Regions from separate parts of the Homo sapiens genome. Here region 2 is linked to region 1. Evidence: read pairs that join two places in POLR2A ChIA-PET (ENCODE). Cell type or tissue: B cell. All regions are shown on one strand. Region 1 overlaps KANK3 (KN motif and ankyrin repeat domains 3). Region 2 overlaps VAV1 (vav guanine nucleotide exchange factor 1).

What was found. Peaks named below come from ENCODE experiments on the same cell type or tissue, not always from the same donor. Only the 100,000 strongest peaks of a DNase experiment are listed, where the experiment ranks them.
Region 2: POLR2A ChIA-PET joins it to region 1 with 5 read pairs; 1 of 35 experiments calls an interaction of 5 or more read pairs at or near these places.

Annotation. Positions count from the first base shown.
Region 1 is chr19:8,333,093-8,338,092 of GRCh38, reverse strand. It overlaps KANK3 (KN motif and ankyrin repeat domains 3), which reads left to right. Exons shown (of 11, transcript NM_198471.3): 2 at 237-298; 3 at 2,301-3,593; 4 at 3,674-3,773; 5 at 3,977-4,183; 6 at 4,285-4,369; 7 at 4,863-5,000. The coding sequence starts at 265. Among named protein-coding and RNA genes, the nearest start is that of KANK3, 7.7 kb to the left of the region's middle. RefSeq lists silencers at 2,196-2,455, 2,556-2,605, 2,636-2,825, 2,986-3,085. In B cell, a CTCF peak has its summit at 2,387; DNase peaks (open chromatin) are centred at 2,492, 2,582, 2,652 and 3,642; H3K4me3 peaks cover 697 bases; H3K27me3 peaks cover 3,276 bases.
Region 2 is chr19:6,809,805-6,814,804 of GRCh38, reverse strand. All of the region lies in intron 1 of VAV1 (vav guanine nucleotide exchange factor 1), which reads right to left. Among named protein-coding and RNA genes, the nearest start is that of VAV1, 40 kb to the right of the region's middle. In B cell, a CTCF peak has its summit at 239; a DNase peak (open chromatin) is centred at 2,744; H3K27ac peaks cover 3,157 bases.

The DNA.
Region 1 (5,000 bases):
CCGAGATTGTGGCATTGCACTCCAGCCTGGGTGACAGAGCGAGACTCTGTCCCAAAAAAAAAAAAAAAAAAAAAGTTTCAAGGTTTCTTTAGGGAAGAGGAAGGAGAGGCCATGTGTGGAGGGAGGTGGCTGGGTGGAGGAGAGCTCTTGGGTCCTGTTTGCTTAGACTCAAAGGCAGGCCCCAGAGGCTCCAGCCAGAGGGACAGCGCCCAGCCCCACCTTCACCCCTTTTGCAGGGTGCCTCTGACAGCTGCTGCAGGAAACATGGCCAAGTTTGCCCTGAATCAGAACCTGCCCGGTGAGTGTGCAAAAAGAGAGATGTGTGTGTGTGTGCGCATGCACAGAGAAACGCTTGATGCCCTTGTGTGTGGACGCAGCCTACAGCCCTAGAGTGCAGTCCTCTCCAATGTCATGAGCCTGCTTTAAACCACCTATGGCATCAATCATGGCCGGGTGCGGTGGCTCATGCCTGTAATCCCAGCACTTTGGGAGGCCACGGTGGGCGGATCACTTGAGATCAGGAGTTTGAGACCAGCCTGGGCAACATGGTGAAACCCTGTCTCTACTAAAAATACAAAAATTAGCCAGGCACGGCTCGGTGTGGTGACTCATGCCTGTAATCCCAGCACTTTGGGAGGCCGAGGCGGGCAGATCACAAGGTCAGGAGGTCAAGACCATCCTGGCTAACACGGTGAAATCCCATCTCTACTAAAAATACAAAAAATTAGCCGGGCATGGTGGTGCCCCTGTAGTCCCAGCTACTCGGGAGGCTGAGGCAGGAGAATGGCTTGAACCCGGGAGGCGGAGCTTGCAGTGAGCAGAGATTGTGCCACTGCACTCCAGCCTGGGCGACAGAGCGAGACTGCGTCTCAAAAAAAAAAAAAAAAAAAAAATTAGCCAGGCATGGTGGCGCGTGCCTGTAGTCCCAGCTACTCAGGAGGCTGAGGCAGGAGAATTGCTGGAACCTGGGAGGCAGAGGCTGCAATGAGCCAAGATCGCACTACAGCACTCCAGTCTGGGCAACAGAGCAAGACTCCGTCTCAAAAAAAAGAAAAAAACAAAACAAAAAACACCCCACCTATGGCACTAATCGCAAGTGGACTATACCCCCTGCCACCCCAGGTAGCCCTCAAACCAGGGAAGTGTGGCCCTTGTGCGTCCATTCCTCTTCCCCCTGCCTTCTTTACTCTGCTCGGGACACCCTGGTCTCCATCTCGCTGTGACTCCAGCTGACCCTCCTCCCTCCTACCCCAGGGTATTTCCATGGGCTGTTTTCTTCTAGAAACCTTTTCCCAGCTGCTTCCTCCTCATCGTGCAGGGCTTCCCCTCGCCAACCTTTTTTTTTTTTTTTTTGAGACAGGGTCTCACTCTGTCACCCAGTCTGGAGTGCAGTGGTGCAATCTCGGCTCACTGCAACCTCTGCCTCCCAGGCTCAAGTGATCCTCCCACCTCAGCCTCCTGAGTAGCTCACCATTATGCACAGCTATGTATATATATGTATATGTGTATATATATATTTTTGGAGATGGGGTCTCACTTTGTTGCCCAGGTTTGTCTCGAACTCCTAAGCTCTAGCGATCCACCCGCCTCGGCCTCCCAAAGTGTTGAGATAGAGGCGTGAGCCACTGCGCCCGGCCAGGGCTACTTTTTTTTTTTTTTGAGAGGTTCTCTTCTGTCGCCCAGGCTGGAGTGCATTGGTGCGATCTCGGCTCACCTCAAACTCCGCCTACCAGGATCAAGTGATTCTCCTGCCTCAGCTTCCGGAGTAGCTGGGATTACAGGCGCGCGCCACTACCGCCCAGCTAATTTTCGTATTTTTAGCAGATACTGGGTTTCACCATGTTGGCCAGGCTGGTCTGGAACTCCTGACCTCAGGTGATCCGCCTGTGCCGGCCTCCCAAAATGCTGCGACTACAGGCGCGAACCACACGCCGGGCCAGGGCTCCACTCCACAGGAAAGTCCCCTCACAGGAAAGCTTCCCTGGCAACCAAACGCTAAATCGGGCCTCCTCCGTTTATTCCCTGTTATTATTACCATTGCCGTAGGCATCGTTTGGAAGGATGCTTATCTGCTTTCTACAGGAGGACAGGGATGTTTGTCTTGCTCACTGCTGTGTCCCCCGGGCCTAGAAACTTGCTTAGCACAGAGTAGGTGCTCATTAAACAAGCGATTGAGTTAATACTTGGGTACAGATAGGTGTGAAGCGTGGGCATGGGTGGGGGACACGCTCGGTTTGTTTAGTATCTCCCGGGTTTCCCCGTTCTGATGCGCCCTCCCCGTGCCCCCGTCGTGCCTCCAGACCTGGGCGGCCCCCGCCTGTGCCCGGTCCCCGCCGCCGGGGGCGCACGCAGCCCGAGCTCGCCCTACTCGGTGGAGACGCCCTACGGCTTCCACCTGGACCTGGACTTCCTCAAGTACATAGAGGAGCTGGAGCGTGGCCCCGCTGCCCGCCGCGCCCCGGGACCCCCGACCTCGCGCCGTCCCCGCGCGCCCCGGCCCGGCCTCGCGGGCGCACGTAGCCCAGGCGCCTGGACATCCAGCGAGTCCCTGGCCAGTGACGACGGTGGAGCACCGGGCATACTCTCCCAGGGCGCGCCCTCGGGGCTCCTGATGCAGCCGCTGTCGCCGCGCGCGCCCGTGCGCAACCCGCGCGTCGAGCACACGCTCCGGGAGACCAGCCGGCGGCTGGAGCTGGCGCAGACACACGAGCGCGCGCCCAGCCCCGGCCGCGGGGTCCCGCGCAGCCCACGCGGGTCCGGCCGCAGCAGCCCCGCCCCTAACCTTGCCCCTGCTTCGCCCGGCCCTGCCCAACTGCAGCTGGTGCGCGAGCAGATGGCCGCGGCGCTGCGGCGCCTGCGCGAGCTCGAGGACCAGGCGCGAACGCTGCCCGAGCTGCAGGAGCAGGTGCGCGCGCTGCGCGCCGAGAAGGCGCGGCTGCTGGCCGGGCGCGCGCAGCCCGAGCCGGACGGGGAGGCTGAGACGCGCCCGGACAAGCTCGCCCAGCTGCGGCGGCTCACCGAGCGCCTGGCCACCTCCGAGCGCGGCGGCCGTGCCAGGGCCAGCCCCCGGGCTGACAGCCCAGACGGCCTGGCTGCAGGGCGCAGCGAGGGCGCGCTCCAGGTCCTCGACGGGGAGGTCGGGAGTCTCGATGGGACGCCCCAGACCCGGGAGGTGGCCGCCGAGGCCGTGCCCGAGACCCGAGAAGCGGGTGCCCAGGCCGTGCCGGAGACCCGGGAGGCCGGCGTGGAGGCTGCCCCCGAGACCGTGGAGGCGGACGCGTGGGTGACCGAGGCGCTGCTGGGGCTGCCTGCGGCCGCCGAGCGCGAGCTAGAGCTGCTGCGCGCCAGTCTGGAGCACCAGCGCGGGGTGAGTGAGCTTCTGCGGGGCCGGTTGCGGGAGCTGGAGGAAGCCCGCGAGGCTGCGGAGGAGGCAGCGGCGGGGGCCCGGGCCCAGCTACGCGAGGCCACCACCCAGACCCCGTGGAGCTGTGCCGAAAAGGCCGCGCAGACCGAGTCCCCGGCAGAGGCGCCCTCCTTGACTCAGGAGAGCTCGCCCGGATCCATGGACGGAGACAGGGCCGTGGCGCCCGCGGGTGAGTCCCGACCCCGTCGCTGGGCCCTGGCTTACTCGGCGCCGGACTCGAACTCAGTGCCCTCATCTCATCCCCGCCAGGCATCCTCAAATCCATCATGAAGAAGAGAGACGGCACACCTGGTGCCCAACCCAGCTCCGGACCCAAGAGCCTGCAGTTTGTTGGGGTCCTCAACGGAGAGTGAGCGCCTTTCCCCTCCTGTGGCAGCTTCTGCCGGGACATAGACTGGGGTTGGAACCCCAGCTCTGCCCCTCTACTGGCAGCGTGGTCTGGGCAATCCTCAGTTTCCTCATCGTTAAATGGGAACGGCCACACCCACATCGCAGGACTCCAGAACGAGCCCACAGGGGAGGTTTAGCAGACACCTCCCACCCTGCCCCCAGGTACGAGAGCTCCTCCAGCGAGGACGCCAGCGACAGCGATGGCGACAGCGAGAACGGTGGCGCCGAGCCCCCGGGTAGCTCCTCGGGCTCCGGGGATGACAGCGGCGGGGGATCCGACTCGGGCACCCCTGGCCCTCCCAGCGGCGGGGACATCCGGGACCCTGAGCCCGAGGCGGAGGCAGAGCCTCAGCAGGTGGCACAGGGGAGGTGAGCGGCGCTCGCTAGTTGTTTGGAGAGGAGGCGGCTGCCCTCCTCCTGGTCGGCGCTGTCCCCGATCCATCCTGAGTCTCTCCTGGCCTCCTCTGCAGGTGCGAGCTGAGCCCGCGTCTGAGGGAGGCGTGCGTAGCGCTGCAGCGGCAGCTGAGCCGGCCCCGCGGAGTAGCCAGCGACGGCGTGAGTGCCCCGGGAGCGCAGCACCAGGGAGTGGCGTGGGAGCCTCCAAGGACCTCTGACGCCCACTTAGGGGAGCACACCGGGTTCCATCCCTTCCCGCCAGGCACCTCGCCTGACCCCAGGCTCTCCGAAGGGATCTCCTTCCCAGGACAGCGCCGATCTTTCCTTGGTTTCCCCAAAAAGGCCCGGCCCCAGCCCCACTCCCGGACTCCCCAAGGGCAAGCGTTCATTGCCTTTCCCCGTTCCATGTTCTCCCGCAAATTCTTCCCTGGAAGGAAAGGACCCCCTTCCCCCGTGTTTGCCCTCCGATAGGGGTGTGGCCCCAGCCCTCCATCTGGGTTCGCATGGCTCCCCACCTGGACGAGGAGTGACCTTCCTTACTTGCCTGGAAACGCCAAATGGGTCTCTTCCCAGTCCCGCCCCTCCCCAGCTCCCCCACCACGGCGCCGCCGTGGACCATCGCCGATGTTATCTTGGCCCCTGTCCCTTGCAGGGCGCAGTGCGCCTCGTGGCCCAGGAGTGGTTTCGAGTGTCCAGCCAGCGGCGCTCTCAGGCGGAGCCCGTGGCCAGGATGCTGGAAGGGGTGAGGCGCCTGGGACCCGAACTGCTGGCGCACGTGGTGAACCTGGCG
Region 2 (5,000 bases), 1.5 Mb after region 1:
CTATCACCATTTCTATTCAACATTGTATTGAAGATCTCAGCCTGTACTGCAAGACAAGACAGAGGGAAAAAGGAAAGAAAGAAAGAAAGAAAGAAAGAAAGAAAGAAAGAAAGAAAGAAAGAAAGAAAGAAAGGAAGGAAGGAAGGAAGGAAGGAAGGAAGGAAGGAGAGAAAGAAAAGAAAGAAAGAAAGAAAGTCATTTTTGCAGAAGAAGCAATCATCAACATAGAAATTCCCAAAGAATATATAGATAAATAGCTGAAATTAATAAAATTATTTGGCAGTGTGGCTGAATACAAAACCAGTATACAAAGTGTACTAAGTGTCAGTACATAAGCAAAAATAACTCACAAATTAAAAAAAAAATTGTGAAATCCTACAGTAAGCAAAACTAACCTATGATGATAGAAATCAAATCAGTGGTTGCTTCCGGAGCAAGAGGGAAGGTAGAGATTGACTCAGAGAGGCCACAAGTGATGGAAATGTTCTGTTTTGATAAGGGTGTGGATTGCACAAGTGTCCACAGTTGCTAGAACTGATTGAATGATAAAATGAAGAATTTAGCTTTTCACATAGGGAAATCAGACTTTGATTTTAAAAGGATACTATTGACCATAGCCTAGAAGATGTGAAACAAAACTGCATAAAGCTAGTGACCTAAACAAAATAGAATATATACCAGTTCCTTTCTAGCAAGACTCAGTGTTTTGTTTTATTTTATTTATTCATTCATTGATTTATTTTTAGAGACAGGGTATCACTCTGTCACCCAGGCCGGAGTGGAGTGGCACGATCATAGTTCACTGTAACCTTGACCTCTTGGGCTCAAAAGATCCTCCTGCGTCAGTCTCCCAAGTAGCTGGGACTACAAGCATATGCCATCATACCTGGCTAATTTTTTTTTAAAGATTTTTTATAGAGACAGGATGTCACTATGTCACACAGGCTGGTCTTCAACTCCTGGCCTCAAGTGACTCTCCCACCACAGGCTCTCAAAGTGCTGAGATTACAGGTATGAGCCACCGCACCCAGCCCCAAGACTCAAGTTTTAAAATCTTCAATTCTCTCCAAAATTGAGCTATAGATTTAATCCAATTTCAATTAAAAACCCCAGAATGGCTTTTCATTGAACTTGACATACAAATCCTAAGATTTGTATAGAAAACCTCAGCCATGAGTAGCCAATATACTCCTACAGAGGGAAAATAAAGGGTATGAGTCCTACCAAATATTAAGACACCATAAATCTACAGTAATTAAGACAATGTGTTTGTAGTAGCCAGCCTCCAGGATGGCCCCCAATGGTCCATAGCTCCTAGTATTCATACATAAGTTAAGATGCCTTTTTGTAATCCCCTCCCACATTGAACCAAGACTGGCCATGTGTCACTAAAAGAACAGGGTGGAAGAAACAAGATGTGAGTTCTCAAGACTAAATAATGAAACATATCGAAGCTCCATTTTGGTCTCTTGGACCACTCACCGGCGACCATGTTGTGAGGCCACTCAATCAGTCCTGTGGGGAGCCCCAGGTGGAGAGGAGCTGAAGCTCTATGTGGCCCAGCCACTCAGGAAGTAGACCCTCCAGCTAAGGCCTTTAGATGACTGCAGCCCCAGCCGACATCTGTGTGCAACCTCATTAGAAACCCTAAAGGGGAACTGCCTAGATGAGCTATTTCAGAATTCTTGACCCAAATAATCCATAAGCATAATAAATGGTTGTTTTATACAATTAAGTTTGGGGATAATTTGTTACTTAGCAATAAATAGGTAACAAGGATAAAGGCAAATGAACCAACATGAAGGGTTTATGCCTACTGTGTCATGTTGTTGTAATTCAGTTATATGATGCATAAAAAGGGCTGGACGTTTCAAGTTCTGGAAATTATCATTATCATTATGATAGTAATATCATCATCACCACCATCACCATTCTCCTCATCACCATTCTTATCATCATCATCATCATCATCATTATCACCACCATCACCATCATCGTTACCATTATAATCATCACCACCATCATTACCACAATAGTATTCATGACCATGAGCATCACCACCATCATCATCTTAGCTCCAGCTGGGAAACCAAGAGCATTCACCAACCCATCAATTTTTGTATTTTGGGTTGTCTTTGTTTCTGTTTTTGTTTTGAGATAGAGTCTCCCTCTGTCATCCAGGCTGGAGTGCAGTGGCGTGATCTTGGCTCACTGCAACCTCCACCTCCCAGGTTCAAGTGCCTCAGCCTCTCGAACAGCTGGGATTACAGGCGCCCACCACCATGCCCTGCTAATTTTTGTATTTTCTTTTTAGTAGAGACAGGGTTTCACCATGTTGGCCAGGCTGGTCTTGAACTCCTTACCTCAAGTAATCTGCCTGCCTTGGCCTCCCAAAGTGCTGGGATCACAGGTGTGAACCACTGCACCCGGTCAATTTTTGAAACTGGAAAATACCTCAGATATTAATCAGCTTCCAATCTTCACTCATCACTCAGAGAGAGAAACCCAAAGAGTGAGAAGAAGGGTTTACTCAAGAGCACAAATCAAACTGAGTGTTACTGCCTCCAAGCCCTTAGTTCTATTCCTGCTGTCTACCTCGGGCAGAGGCCACTAAAGATCCACCAATATTCGTGTTTTCTCTTCCATAATATGGAATTGCTGCTGGAAAATGGCTGCCCAGCTAAGGACTGCATTTCCCATCTCTCCTTGCATGTGGATGCAGTCATGTGACTGCTTCTGGCCAATAGAATAGGAGCATTTGTCATAAGCATCACTTTCAGGGCACTGTATTTAAGGAGAAATTACTTCTCCATACCTCCTCTCTCCCTATTTTCTGCAGGCTGAGACTCTAAGGGATGGCAAAACTGCAAATGAAAGTAGCCTGGGTCCCTGAATTATCTGCGGGGAAAAGCCCCCCGACCTGGAACTAGAAGCACATGCATTGTACTGTTTTGTGTACAAGAAATCAATTTTTACCATGTGAAGTCACTGAAATGTCTTGTTTGTTACAGTAGCTGGTGTTATCCTAATGAAGTACCCTTTGGGCCAGAGTTAGCTGTGATGTGTCTGTCTGATCCTCAGAGACCTCATGGATCTCCATTCCAGCTTCTCTTGCCGATTCTTACAGTAATTATATGCAGGGAGATGAATAAAGGACTGCTGTCTGGGCTAAAAGTTCCTCTCCTATTTGCCTGGTGAACTCCTACTCATCCTTCAAGGCCCATCTCCAATATCTCTTCTTCCAGGAAACCTTCCCCAATGTCTTCAGCCAAGCAGAGTCCTCATTCTCCCCCAACTGCAGCCTCCCTTAACATGATGTCCCTCCTCAACCCAGGCCTGACAACGAAGACGCCTGTGCTGGGCTCTCTCCAGATGAAGTCAGGACCCAGGGTTGAGTCACCTCTGAATCCTGAACACCACATGGTGGCATGCAATAGTGCCCAATACAATTTATTGAATAAATAAATGAGGCTGGGTGTGGAGGCTGATGCTTATAATCCCAGCACTATGGGAGGCCGAAGAGGGTGGATCACTTGAAGTCAGGAGTTCGAGACCAGCCTGGCCGACATGGTGAAATGCTGTCTCTACTAAAAATACAAAAATTAGCCGGGCATGGTGGTGCATGCCTGTAATCCCAGCTACTTGAGAAGCTGAGGCAGGAGGATCACTTGAACCTGGAAGGCGGAGGCTGCAGTGAGCTGAGATCGTGCCACTGCACTCCAGCCTGGGCAACAGAGCAAGACGCCATCTCAAAAATAAATAAATAAATAGAAATGAATAACACAGTAACTAAGAGACAGTCTGTACCTCCGTTCCAGATGAGGACAAAGGTTTTGGAACAACAGTTGAAAGCATGCCTTTTCATTGCAATCCATTTCTTTGCTTACAGCTGGGGAAACAGGTTCATTCTTTCAACAATGGGCACCTCAAACTTAACAGGTCCAAGATTGACATCATTGCCAGTTCAAACTTGCTCTCCCTCCAGCCTCTTCATCTAACAATGGTGCCATTACCACCCAGCAATTTGTCTTAGGAACCCAAGATGATTTTCAACACTCCCCAATCCTTCAGAATCAACTTAGAGTAATTTTTTTTTTTTGAGATAACGTTTCACTCTTGTCGCCCAGGCCAGAGTGCAATGACGTGATCTCAGCTCACTGCAACCTCCGCCTCCTGGGTTCAAGCAATTCTCCAGCCTCAGCCTCCTGAGTAGCTGCGATTACAGGCGCCCGCCACCACGCCTGGCTAATTTTTTGTATTTTTAGTAGAGGCAGGGTTTCACCATGTAGGCCAGGCTGGTCTCGAACTCCTGACCTCAGGGGATCCACCCACCTCTGCCTCTCAAAGTGCTGGGATTAAAGGCATGAACCACTGTGCCCGGCCAAGTTAGAGTAATTTCATAGGTGATCGTCTACAAGCCAGGAACGAATCTAAGTGTTTTGAAAGTCGGGTTTATTTTTATTTTTATTTCTTTAGAGACAGGGTCTCACTCTGTTGCCCAGGCTGAAGTGCAGTAGTGCAATCTGCAGCCTTGAAATTGGGCTCAAGCAATCTTCCTGCCTCAGCCTCCTGAGCAGCTGGGACTATGGGCATGCACCACCACACCTGGCTAACTTTTTATTTGTAGAGATGAGGTCTTGCTCTGTCACCCAGACTGGAGTGAAGTGGCACAATCATAGCTCACTGCAGCCTCCACCTTTTGGGTTCAATTGATCCTCTTGCCTCAACCTCCTGAGTGTTGGGACTACAGGCATGCACCACCATGCCCAGATAACGTTATTTTTATTTTTATTTTTTGTAGATACAGGGTCTTGTTACATTGTCCAGGCTGGTTTTGAACTCCTGGCCTCAAACAATTAGCTTGTCTTGGCTTCCCAAAGTGCTGGTATTACAGGCATGAGCCACTGCACCTGGCTGGAAATGGAGGATTCATTGAATCCTCCATTTCCAGTCAATCAATAGATTATTCAGATTCTACATCCAAACTATCTGTCACATCT